3 separate regions of the Homo sapiens genome follow, and regions 1 and 3 are each linked to region 2. The links are chromatin contacts, found by Hi-C or POLR2A ChIA-PET in ENCODE. All regions are on one chromosome and are shown on one strand. The core of a region is the stretch at or near the end of the contact, and the rest is flanking DNA. Distances in the headings are between cores, read along the strand shown.

Region 1 (3,890 bases), core at 1,080-3,579, 630 kb before region 2:
TAGTGCGGGAAAAAAATGAGGATTTTAGAACAAGACAGGCCTTAGTCCAAATCTTAGGTCTACTATATTTTGGCTTCCTTGGGTAAATTACTAACCTCTCTAAGGCTTAGTTTCCAAGTCTGTAAAATGGGGATATTACCCACCCTGTGGAGGCGCTATGACTTAAGTATGCATCAAGTGGTAAATAGAGGGTCCTTTTCTTATTTTCACCTCATATCAGACACCTCCTGCTCAGAAACCTTCAGAGGTTGCCCATCACTTGACTATGACACCTAAGCCATGCATTTTGCATTTTGGCCCCTCTCTCTCATCACTCTTCCCCCCAATTACTGGGGCTTGGACTAATCAAAAACATTGGTTGATGGCCAGGAGTGTTGGCTCACATCTGTAATCCCAGCACTTTGAGAGGCTGAGGCAGGTGGATCACCTGAGGTCAGGAGTTCGAGACCAGCCTGGCCAACATGGCGAAACCCTGTCTCTATTAAAAATACAAAAATTAGCTGGGTGTGGTGGCAGGCTGCTGTAATCTCAGCTACTTGAGAGGCTGAGGTGAGAGAATGCTTGAACCCAGGAGGCGGAAGTTGCAGTGAGCCAAAATCATGCCACTGCACTCCACTCCAGCCTGGGCAACAGTGCAAGTCTCAAAAAAAAAAAAAAAACCAAAAAAACAGGCATGGTGGCTCACGCCTGTAATCCCAGCACTTTGGGAGGCCAAGGTGGGCGGATCACCTGAGGTCAGGAGTTTGAGACCAGCCTGACCAACATGGAGAAACCCCATCTCTACTAGAAATACAAAATTAGCTGGGTGTGGTGGCACATGCCTGTAATCCCAGCTACTCGGGAGGCTGAGGCAGGAGAATCCCTTGAACCCGGGAGGCGGAGCTTGCGGTGAGCCAAGATCGCGCACCATTGCACTCCAGCCTGGGCAACAAGAGCAAAACTCCGTCTCAAAAAAAAAAAAAAAAAAAAAAAACAAAAGGCTGATTCCATTACTCTTTCCTCTTTCCTCCCTGCTTTCACTTTGCCGTTCAAACCAAATCCTTCTTGATTAGCTCAGCACCAAGTACTGGCTCCCTCCTCAGCCATCCCTATGTGTAGTTCAGTGGCACTTGGGGCCAACTGCTTGTCTTACAGATTAGGCAACTCTAGATTACAAAGCACTGAAAGCAGGGGCTTCATCTGGTTGGTCTTTGACCCTGCAGAGCCCCTTGCACACAGGTGATGCTCAATAAATACTTGGTGAAAGCACAATTCATTTTCTGTGTTTCAATGGGCTTCTTTTCTCTATAGAATCAGATGCTTGGTTATTCTCACCTCAGCGCTATTTTGTTGGCTTCCAGAAGGCACAGTAACGCTAGGTGTGTTGTGTTCTATCCTTTAATTGGAAGAGCTTTGGGAACTGAAAAATAAGAATTATTTCTCCAAGCCTCATCTTCTGCCACTCCCCCGTACTCACCGGCCTCATACAGGAATTGAACTACTTAGCACTGCACAGAACACGACTTTCTCTCTCACGCCTCCGTTCCTCTGTACTTAGCCTCTGTACTTACGTGCCATTCCCTTTCCCTGAAATGCCCTTACTCTGGCTTCTCTGCCTGGCAAATTCCTACTCATCCTCCAAGACTCAGATCAGACATCGCCGCATCACATCTGTGAAGGCTCTTCTGCAATGGGCAGTGTAGCAGTACCCCCTCCATTTTTTTAGCTTCCTCAGCAAACTCCAAATAATTATAACAGTACTTATGGCATTATTTGTTTATTTTTCTTCTACTTCCTAGACCGTGAATTCCTTAAGGGCCAAGATTTCTGTTCTATCCCCAGCACAGTGTTCGGCCTATATTGGAGAATCCGGTCCGTACAAACTCTGCAGTGATTCAATCAATGAGCAAACAAACTCACCAATCATTCAACACAGCAGAGTTTGTACGGACCGGATTCTCAAATATTTTAAGACCTGGTCCTCTATTTGGAGTGCTTCATTCTGGAAGATCTCTTCCTCCCCCAAGCCCCTACCCATCCAACTGCCTAGGTTTGGTAGAAGAGGAAAATAAAGTGATTAGACGGGGGAAGAGTCCTTCAGGGCTAAGCTGTCATTTACCCGCTCTGGCACCGAGAGGGTTACGGCGACCCGGGGGCGGAGCCGTGCGGAGGCCACCTGCTGCGGGGAGGTCTGGCGCATGCGCCCTGACACCTAGCTGGTTCCCTACCCGCAGGGGCCCGGCTGAGGAGGAGCGCTTGCGCTCTGGGCCTTTTCCGCCGGGGGAAGTCTCGCGGGGGCGGGGCGGGGCCTCGTGGAGAAGTTCTCGCGGGACACCGACGGGGAGCGGAAGCCAGGAGGTATTGCTGCTTCGGCGACCGGGCGGCGGCAGCGGCGGCGGCGGCTGTGGCAGAGTCTGTGCCTGTGGCGGTGACGGCGGCGGGAGCAAGCGCTGCCCTCGCAGAGCAGCCTTGGGGTCGCCGGCCGCTCGCAGCGTTGTGGAGGGGCGGGCCGGACGCTGAGCGGAGCAGCTGCGCCACGGTGAGTACGGGAGGCTGCGCTCGGCGCCTCTCTCGTGCCTTTTCCTCTTGGCTCTACAGCGGGAGTGGGCCCCGGGGGAACCGGGACCGGCCCCGGGGTTCGCGTCGGGGCGGCGAGGCTTGGGACGTGGAGCGCAATCCCCGGGGCTCCGGACTCTACGTTTCCCCTTTTGGGGCGCTTCCTTCCTGGGGACCGTCCTCCTCCGGCTCTTGGCTCTGGGCAGTCCGGGGGAAGAGGTCGGGGTTCTCTGGCGAGGTCCCCTGCCTTCATCGGGAGGGTTTGCACGGAAGGGGCCCGGGAAGCCCAGGCGGGCCGAACGCCGACCGAGTCAGTCTACCCGAGCCTGGCGGCGGGGGACTGGTGTGGGCTGCAGCTGTGGTGATTGATGTGCCTTCGACCTGCACGGCAACCACGTCACCATCTCCTGGCGTCTTTGGGCTTAATTTTGTGCGGGAATCCACTTTGGGGTGGAACGTTTGCTGCTGGAGCCGGGGGAGATACCTTTATTCTGACACTTAAAAAAAAAAACTATTTGAAAAATATTTGTCAAGAAAAATTCAGCAGTAGCAGGTTGGACTGCACCGAGGAAGGATTGCGGCGAGAGCGGGCGCTGGTAATTTTCATTTGCAGCGCGCCCTCTCTATGATTGTAAGCCACACATGAGTTATGGCTTGTTTAGAAAGTTTTTCAAGGCTGGCTTCAAACGCTGTGAAAGTGCAGTTTGCAGGGGACTGAAGTGCACTTGAGGTCTGTCTCTTTTTGATGCTGTTGACTTTCCGAAATGTCAGACACATGAGAGAAATTAGCATTAGTCTATTTTGGCTTTCTTACTCCTCTTTCTCCAGTTATTTCCTTCCTTCTCTATCTGCTTCTGTCCTTTCCACTAGGGACACGAAATGCTTGTGTAATGCAAGTCATTTGCCCCTTCCTCCCCCCACCCCCCCCTTTTTTTCTAATGTACTTCCCCTTCCTCCTTGTAGTCCCCACTCTGGCGTAATTTTTCGAGGTTTCTTCCCTTTCGTGCTGTTCGTTTTCTCTCATTTCAAGATTCCGTCTTTTTCCTCGGGAAGAGACTCTCTTTCCTTGCTTTCGTTCCTTTACTTTTGCGCGTCCCCTGCGTTCCCTGCAGTCAGCCAGAAGGGTTGCTAGAGAGCCGTGGGAGGCTGAAGTCCCCTCTCTGAGAACGGGGAGGCTCAAAAGATTGAATTCATCCCTAAGAAATCAGTCCTGCCACTAGGTCGCAAGTGTGGTTTGCTTGTATTATTTTTGTCTTTTACTCTTTTTCTTTTAAGATTATGCTTCTGTGCCTGCTTATGTTTTCTTCTAGTATGTCTTTATAATAGGAAGATTGGGTCAGCTCAGTGACTTTTTT
Region 2 (3,967 bases), core at 150-2,649:
TTTTTGCCCAGGCTGGAGTGCAACGGCTCGATCTCAGCTCACTGCAACGTCCGCCTCCCGGGTTCAAGCGATTCTCCTGCCTCAGCCTCCCGAGTAGCTGGGATTACAGTGCCACCATGCCCGGCTAATTTTGTATTTTTAGTAGAGACAGGGTTTTACCATGTTGGCCAGGCTGGTCTTGAACTCCTGACCTCAGGTGATCTGCCCGCTTCAGCCTCCCAAAGTGCTGGGATTACAGGCGTGAGCCACCGTGCCCAGCCCGGGATTAACATTATAAACAGCATGGCGATTTTGTTTGGCTTGACCACTCTGACAAACACCTTAAAAAGAGAATAAATCTGACTTACATTCTGAGCCACCACAGCAGCACTGTAGTCGCTGCCCCATGGAACTCCCCCATCCTGCTTCCACTATGGTCTGCTCAAGCAGCAGCACTCACTAGTCCCATCTCCAGCAAGCAATGTGCTTTTCTAGAAGCCAGGAACACTTAAGTGAGCAAAAGGTTCTATAAGTCACACTCACGTAGGAAGAGTAGAGTTCCCCGGTCTCTGTAATTTCACCCGCCATTTCCAAAAGTGAGGAAGGGCTGGCAGCAGAGGTTCCTTAGGTGCAAGGACGGCGGCTGCCGCAGCTCCTTAAAACAAAAGAGCAGGCTTCACCTATCTGATGGACTGAGACAGGGGTGGGAGGAGGCTTGCAGACTTCCCCTGCCACCTCTGGTTCTTTTATCACAGACACTTAGGGCCTCAGTATCTGTCACAAGACTCACCCCCGAGGGAGGGGTCACCCTGGATGACAGAAATCTGGACGGTTTCTTCTAACATTTCCCTTGCTGTGCAGGGCACTGCTCTGTGCCCAGCACGGATGTTTTCAATGCTGCTCGGGGTGCAAGTGATTTAAGGGGCCTCTAAAACCACTAAGTCTCACCCACCACAAGAGCCCCCTTTCCACGCTCTGGGGTGGTTATCCTCGTTTAGTTCCAGGAACCAGGAGCTCACTACCACACATGGGAGCCCAAGGAACTGTCTGCCGCCTCTGCCTAGGGCAGGGAGCTGGGGGCTTTCCTACATTGCCCTTCCAACTCCACTCTTGGCACTAAGGCCTCCTTTTTTTAATGGGGCCTCCACTCCCTGGCCCCACCTACTCTCTTAGGGTTCCCCACCCTCAAAGCTCCCTCTTTTCTCAAGAACCCCACTCCCAGCCTCTCCCTCTCTCTCCCTCCTGGAGGAGTCCCGAGTCTAGTGCCGCCCCGCCCCGCCCCAACCTATCCCGACCCGTCTCGTCCTCTCCCGCCCGTCCCGACCCGACCCGACCCAACACCTGCAGCACAGCCAGCTCCCAAGCCGCCGTCTCCCGCCGGTCCGCTGCTGCCGGCGCCAGCTGTCCAGCACCAGCTTCCGCAGCGCGCATGCGCCGGCCCCACAGCCCACCTTTTTCGCGCGCGCTGATTGGGCGCCTCGCGGGGGCGGGACCGGGATTGGGGCCTGGCGGCTGCCGTCAGCATGGCGGAAGTGGGCGGGGCGCGTTCTCACGCGCATGCGGAAGGGGCGGTAGCCGGCCGGGCCTGGGAACGTGGCTGGTTGGAGGAGGTAGATCACCCTTTCTGCGGGGGACGATTTCGTCGGTGGTAGGTGGGTGTGAGCTTGGCAGTACCCGGGTCCGCGTGGTTGGAGGGTCGAAGAGAGTGGTCTAGAACGCCACTCAAAGGGGAGGGCCTAAGACTAAGCCCGCCTTGCCCTGAAGTGGTCGGGGGCGGGGAGGGAGTGGCTAGAGCCCCGTGGGGTGGTCGCCGGGGTAAGAGGTTGGAAGTAGGTTTAAGGCAGGGCTGAAAGTTGATTCTGGGTTGGAATCCCTGGACTGGGGCAAGTAATGGGAGCTCTGGGGATACTTTGGTACTTGGTACTTGGTGCTTGGGTTTGAGGAATCGAAGTTCTGGGGAGTGGACGGAAGGAACCGGCAGAAACGGAGCCCAGGCTTGGCCTCTTGGAGTGGGAGTCAAGGATTGTTTAATTATCCTTAACCAGCCTGGTTCTCTTTCTTGCAAGAATTTTGGAGTCTGTATTCTTTGAAGTGTCTAGACGGAACTAATGACGGAAGTCAACTTAGCCCCAGCAGGAAAGCTGGAGCGCCTACCCAAAGTTGGAGGAAATTCAGGGTCCTGAAGTCTTTGCTCTCCCCATCTGCATGCAGGCTGCTACCATGAGGTTGAATCAGAACACCTTGCTGCTGGGGAAGAAGGTGGTCCTTGTACCCTACACCTCGGAGCATGTGCCCAGGTATCTTTCCCGCTTGACATGGGGTGCGTATCAGCACCCAGAGCTGTGTAAGGTACAGCCCCAGTCTCAGGGCTATTTCCCCTAAGAAGAAACATTGGTTGTGAGAAATAATTATATATGAGGGGGGAAAAAAGGCTGGGTGCCGTGGCTCACGCCTGTAATTCCAGGACTTTGGGAGGCTGTGGCAGGAGGATTGCTTGAGCCCAGCAGTTCGAGACCAGCTTGGGTAACGTAGCGAGACCTTGTCTCTACAAAAAAATACAAAAATTAGCCAGGCATGGTGGTGCACAGCTGCAGTCCCAGCTACTAGGGAGGCTGAGGTGGGAGGATTGCCTGAGCCCAGGAGATGAAGACTGCTGTGAGCTGTGATTGTACCACTGTACTCCAGCCTGGGTGACAGAGCAAGAACCTGTCTCAAAAAAAAACAAAAAAAACAAAAAAACAAAAACAAACAAAAACAAAAAAACGGCCGGGTGCGGTGGCTCACGCCTGTAATCCCAGCACTTTGGGAGGCTGAGGCGGGTGGATCATGAGGTCAGTAGTTCAAGACCAGCCTGGCCAACATGATAAAACGCCATCTCTACTAAAAACACAAAAAATTAGCTGGGCTTGTTGCCCGGCACCTGTAATTCCAGCTACTTGGGAGGCTGAGGCAGGAGAATCACTTGAACCAGGGAGGTGGAGGTTGTGGTGAGCCGAGATCACACCACTGTACTCCAGCCTGGGCAACAGAGTGAGACTTTGTCTCAAAAATAAAATAAAATAAAATAAAGGCTGGGCGCAGTGGCTCACGCCTGTAATCCCAGCACTTTGGGAGACCGAGGCAGGCGGATCACAAGCTCAGGAGAGCGAGACCATCCTGGCTAACATGGTGAAACCCCGTCTCTACTAAAAATACAAAAAAATTAGCCGGATGTGGTGGCGGGCGCCTGTAGTCCCAGCTACTCGGGAGGCTGAGGCAGGAGAATGTGTGAACCCGGGAGGCGGAGCTTACAGTGAGCCGAGATCGCGCCACTGCACTCCAGCCTGGGTGACAGATCGAGACTCCGTCTCAAAAAAAAAAAAAAAAAGAGACCAGCCTGATCAACGTGGAGAAACCCCGTCTCTAATAAAAATACAAAAAAAATAGCTGGGCATGGTGGCACATGCCTGTAATTCCAGCCTGGGCAACAAGAGTAAAACTCTGTCTCAAAAAAAAAAAAAAAAAAAATAGCAGAACCTGGGGACTGTGACTTCCTTGGGAGGAGCTGCCCATCCTCTTCCCTTTCATTCTCTCAGCTTTTTGGCCTTTCAGCAAGGAATTGCTTTATGTAAACTAAACGTGGAAGAAAAAGAAATTGTCTTCTCACCTAATTGTAAATTAGTGATGTTTCCCTGGTGCCAGTGAGTATGTTCAGTTCTTGGAGACTTAATGTTAGCTTGTCCTTGAACTCTGAGCTGATGAGTTGTGATATCTACCATTCAAAAGGCCAGGACTGAGTCATGATGGGATTCCTGTGGGGGCAGTTGGCACATGTCTGGTAGATTGGGATAGTGGTGCTGTAGATGGGTATTCTCTACTTGTAGTTTTCCGTTTGAGGGTTCCTGGTGCCCTAACTTCGTGGGATCTGTCCAGCCGCCTTTGTTGAGGTTGGCTTGCCATATACATCCCCTTCTGGAATTTGAAGAATGTTTGGTTTCAGACTGCTCCT
Region 3 (3,794 bases), core at 292-2,791, 510 kb before region 2:
GGTGGATCACTTGAGGTCAGGAGTTCAAAACTAGCCTGGCCAACATGGTGAAACCCCGTTTCTACTAAAACTACAAAAATTAGCTGGGTATGGTGGTGCAGGCCTGTAGTCCCAGCTACTCAGGAGGCTGAAGCAGGAGAATCACCTGAACCCGGGAGGTGGAGGTTGCACCGAGCCGAGATCGTGCCACTGCATTCCAGCCTGGGTGACAGAGTGAGACTCTTGTCTCAAAAAAAAAAAAAAAGTTTGAGACCAGACTGACCAACATGGCAAAACCCCATCTCTACTAAAGATACAAAAAATTAGCTGGGCATAGTGGTGCACGCGTGTAATCCCAGCTACTCGGGAGGCTGAGGCAGGAGAATCGTGTGAACCCCAGAGGCAAAGGTTGCAGTGAGCTGAAATAGCACCATTGCACTCCAGCCTGGGCGACAAGAGCAAAACTGTCTCAAAAAAAAAAAAAAAAAAAAAAAAAAAAAAAAAAAAAAAAAAAGAAGAACATTTCTTTCTTTCAGAAAAGTGTAAACACTAATTCATATTTGATATTAAAAGTTTTTTTGGGGGGTCGGAGTGACAGTTTTGTGTGTGTGTGAAGCATAATGTATACGTATTAAAAAGGGAATGCTTGTCCTTTAAAGACACATACTGAAATATTTACTGGTGAAAACACGTGATGGTATTTACTTCAGAATAACGCTGGGCAGCGCGTGCGAGGTAGGTGCAGAAATAGAGGAAACAAGATTGCCCCATGAGTCGCGTAACTGCTGAGGTCGGAGAGCGACTCTACGCGGCTTCATCGGGTTATTCCACTTCTGTGTATCTTGAAATTTTCTACAATAAAAATGTCTTAAAATTGTGCGTCAAAATGATAACACGAATATAAAAATGCAATTAAAAAGTCAGGAGGCAATACTGTCGCGCAAAACCGTGACGCTAGTTGTGTGCGGGCGGTAGGATGAGTCATTTCCTCCTTCCTTTCTATATTTTCTGTCTATATACTTTTAATATTACTTTTATAATGAGAAATACTAAAACTCGGGGTGAGAGGGGGGGACACTCGTGTTTTTGCCTTCCCCGTCCCCGAGGGGACTGTTCTCATCTATTCTCTTCCCGACGTCCTCCAGCTTTTTGCTAGGCTTCCTGCCATCTTTACCAAGTTGAGATTATCCGGGTTCTGGCATTAACAGAGTTTGAGGAAAGCGGGTCAAGTCTACCGCGCCCTAACCTTGGACCCCGCCTGCAGGCTGACTTTCGAGTCACACGCCAGAGCACGGCGACCCCTAAGGTCGCAGCCCGGCTTCGCAAGGCACCTCCTTCTAACGCGTCGGTCGAACTCGCGCGCCCGCGAGCAGCCGGACTACATCTCCCAGGAAGCTGTGCGCCGTCCAGCTGTCCTGCCCTTGGTCGCGAAGGACTACATTACCCGGTGATATCTTGCGGGAGGCGGTTGCCAGACCTCAAGCGCACAACCATTGGTCCAGCGTCTGGCGGGGAGCTGCACGGTGATTGGCCCAGGAGCCCGCCAGTTTCGTCCGAGCTCAGTAGAGTTTTGCTGTTAAGACTGCGCGAGGAGCTAGAGAGAGCGGAGAGCGCTGAGCCGGGCCGCACCCGCCGAGCCGTGTGAGTAACCTCTACCTCCGTCCTTCTCGCCGCCCTCTCGGGGACCAGCACCCTCGCTCCTCAGGGTGGTCGGGAGGGAGCACACGCACCCGGGCGCTCACGAGAGGGCGGGGACTGTGTACACACGTGTCACACCAGACCAGAGAAGCATCTCCAGGGACACCGGCGGCCGAGCCCCGCGCACGCCCTTGAGCACCTGAGCTCCAGGGCGTCCCCTCGGACTCAAGGAGAAAAAACACACCCCGAGGCACACGTGGACACCTAGGTACCCACACGGGGACCTCTGCAGATTTGCTCAGCTGAGCCCTTGGGCACATGGGCACCCGAACACCAGGAAGAGCCTGGTATGCTCCGGTCTCCTGACAGCGATCCAGGACACCTGCCACTCGGGCTTGCTCCTCCTTTCTGCCCAGATGGGCGGGAAACACGCTGCTCAGTGTGACCTGAGCGGTCCCTGGGTAACCCCTGGAGAGGTTTTGCCTCTCAGTCGCTTGCCGCGTGTTTAAACTTCCTCATGGGCGCCTGGGGAGGAGTTCCAGGGTGGGTGAGAGGAGAAAAGGAATTGATGTCTGGGGTGGAGGCTGCCATCCTGTAGGTAGTATCTCCCCTCCTCCCCCACCCCCACCCCCACTACTACAAGTATTCAAGAACTAGGGTAATTCTGAAGGCTAGTTTTAGGGATTTTTTTTTTTTTTTTTTGCCATAACAAATTCAAACAGTATAGAATTATCGACAGGTCTACCTTCCTTTTTCCCTTCTCAGCCCTTCTCCCTGTGATCAGTTACCAACTACCTGTTGATGTGTGTGGTTACAGACTTCTTTCTATGCTTTGTACAACTCTACAGACCGTATGTAGGTATTACTGTTTTTGTTTTTTGTTTTTACAAAAAAGGAAAAAAGTACATCTCCTGGAAGGGATGCTTTTTAGCTGAGCTCTGGTGGATGAGAGGAGCTAGCCTTGAAAAAGTGAGTAGGGGCTGAGAGTGGGGCTGTATTTCAGACGTAGGGAACTGGAGGAGTAGAGGCAAGGCAATTGATAGGAGTGCTCCCCGAGTTTTCCAGGAACTGGGCAGAAGCAGTCAGACCACTCTGGTTAAATGAGGGAAGGGGAAGAGTGGTCCAGAGTGAGGCTGAAGAGGTCAGTAGGTCTGAGTCAGGGGAGCCCAGGAGCGTCATTTTCTTTTTTGTTTTGTTTTGTTTTTTTGTTTTTGAGACGGAGTCTCACTCTGTAGCCCAGGCTGGAGTGCAATGGCGTGATTTCAGCTCACTGCAACCTCTGCCTCCCAGGCTCACGTGATTCTCCCTCCTCAGCCTCCCAAGTAACTGGGATTACAGGCGCCCACCACGACACCCAGATAATTTTTGTATTTTTATTAGAGACAGGGTTTCACCATGTTGGCCAGACTGGTCTTGAACTCCTGACCTCAGGCGATCCACCCGCCTCGGCCTCCCAAAGTGCTGGGATTACAGGCGTGAGCCACGGTGCCTGGCCAGGAGCATCATTTGCTAGCGTAGCATGGCCCCACTGTGCCGGGGTGGTCTGAGGTGTGTGCAGGAGGGGAAAGGGAAAGGTGAAGGGGCTCAGGGCCTCAGGGCTCTTCCTTTGGACAGTGGGGGATTGTTAAAGAATCCCAATCCCTGTTCTCCAGCCCTGCACGTCCTTCAGTCCCTCAGCGTTACACTTGAGTGGGCTCACTCAGTGAGCAGGAGTTTGCTATAAAGTTGCCAGATGTCTTGGAAAACCAGTTGATCTCTGGGACCAACAATTGCCTATCAAGCCTGTTCATTCGATTCTCAAATATTATTAAGCACTTACCATGATGGGCTCTATTCCAGGAACCGGAAATTTACGAGTGAACAAATGAGACCAAGGTCGTGTTTCCACGGGCTTACATTCTAGTCAGGGAGAGAGACAAGAAACAAATGTACTGTATAAATAACCCATGGCGTGCCGGGCGCTGTGGCTCATGCATGTAATCTCAGCAATTCAGGAGGCTGAGGCAGGAGAATCACTTGAGGCCAGGAGTTCGAGACCAGCCAGGGCAACATTGAGACCTTATCTCTACAAAAATAAAAAACTTAGCCAGGCCTGCACCTGTTAAGTGACAGCTAATTGGGAGGCTGAGGCAAGAGAATCACTTGAGCCCAGGAGTTCAAGGCTATGGTGAGTTATG

The links. A loop is a pair of places that touch in the nucleus more often than their neighbours do. ChIA-PET counts read pairs that join two places held with the same protein, here RNA polymerase II (POLR2A). Pooled maps may share reads with other maps.
Region 1: a loop to region 2 is called in a pooled map, with 5 times the contacts of the local background. The contact joins the promoter of GRB2 here to the promoter of SLC38A12 in region 2. A Hi-C loop is called at or near these places in 1 of 37 single-sample maps with no recorded cell type and 4 of 50 pooled maps. POLR2A ChIA-PET finds 5 or more read pairs at or near these places in 1 of 52 experiments (WTC11).
Region 3: a loop to region 2 is called in a map with no recorded cell type, with 27 times the contacts of the local background. The contact joins the promoter of SLC25A19 here to the promoter of SLC38A12 in region 2. A Hi-C loop is called at or near these places in 1 of 37 single-sample maps with no recorded cell type and 7 of 50 pooled maps. POLR2A ChIA-PET finds 5 or more read pairs at or near these places in 3 of 52 experiments (HCT116, MCF 10A and endothelial cell of umbilical vein).

The regions. Positions count from the first base shown.
Region 1 is chr17:75,404,117-75,408,006 of GRCh38, reverse strand. It overlaps GRB2 (growth factor receptor bound protein 2), which reads left to right and starts at 2,329. Exons shown (of 6, transcript NM_002086.5): 1 at 2,329-2,518. It overlaps MIR3678 (microRNA 3678), which reads right to left and starts at 1,938; the gene lies at 1,845-1,938. RefSeq lists a silencer at 2,092-2,271.
Region 2 is chr17:74,773,931-74,777,897 of GRCh38, reverse strand. SLC38A12 (solute carrier family 38 member 12) reads right to left here and starts at 1,399. Exons shown (of 10, transcript NM_017728.4): 1 at 1,321-1,399; 2 at 523-634. The coding sequence starts at 567. It overlaps NAT9 (N-acetyltransferase 9), which reads left to right and starts at 1,553. Exons shown (of 7, transcript NM_015654.5): 1 at 1,553-1,631; 2 at 2,191-2,276. The coding sequence starts at 2,200. RefSeq lists an enhancer at 1,752-1,871.
Region 3 is chr17:75,287,180-75,290,973 of GRCh38, reverse strand. SLC25A19 (solute carrier family 25 member 19) reads left to right here and starts at 1,541. Exons shown (of 8, transcript NM_001126121.2): 1 at 1,541-1,620; 2 at 2,383-2,472. RefSeq lists enhancers at 1,033-1,082, 1,123-1,172, 1,263-1,462, 1,895-2,396.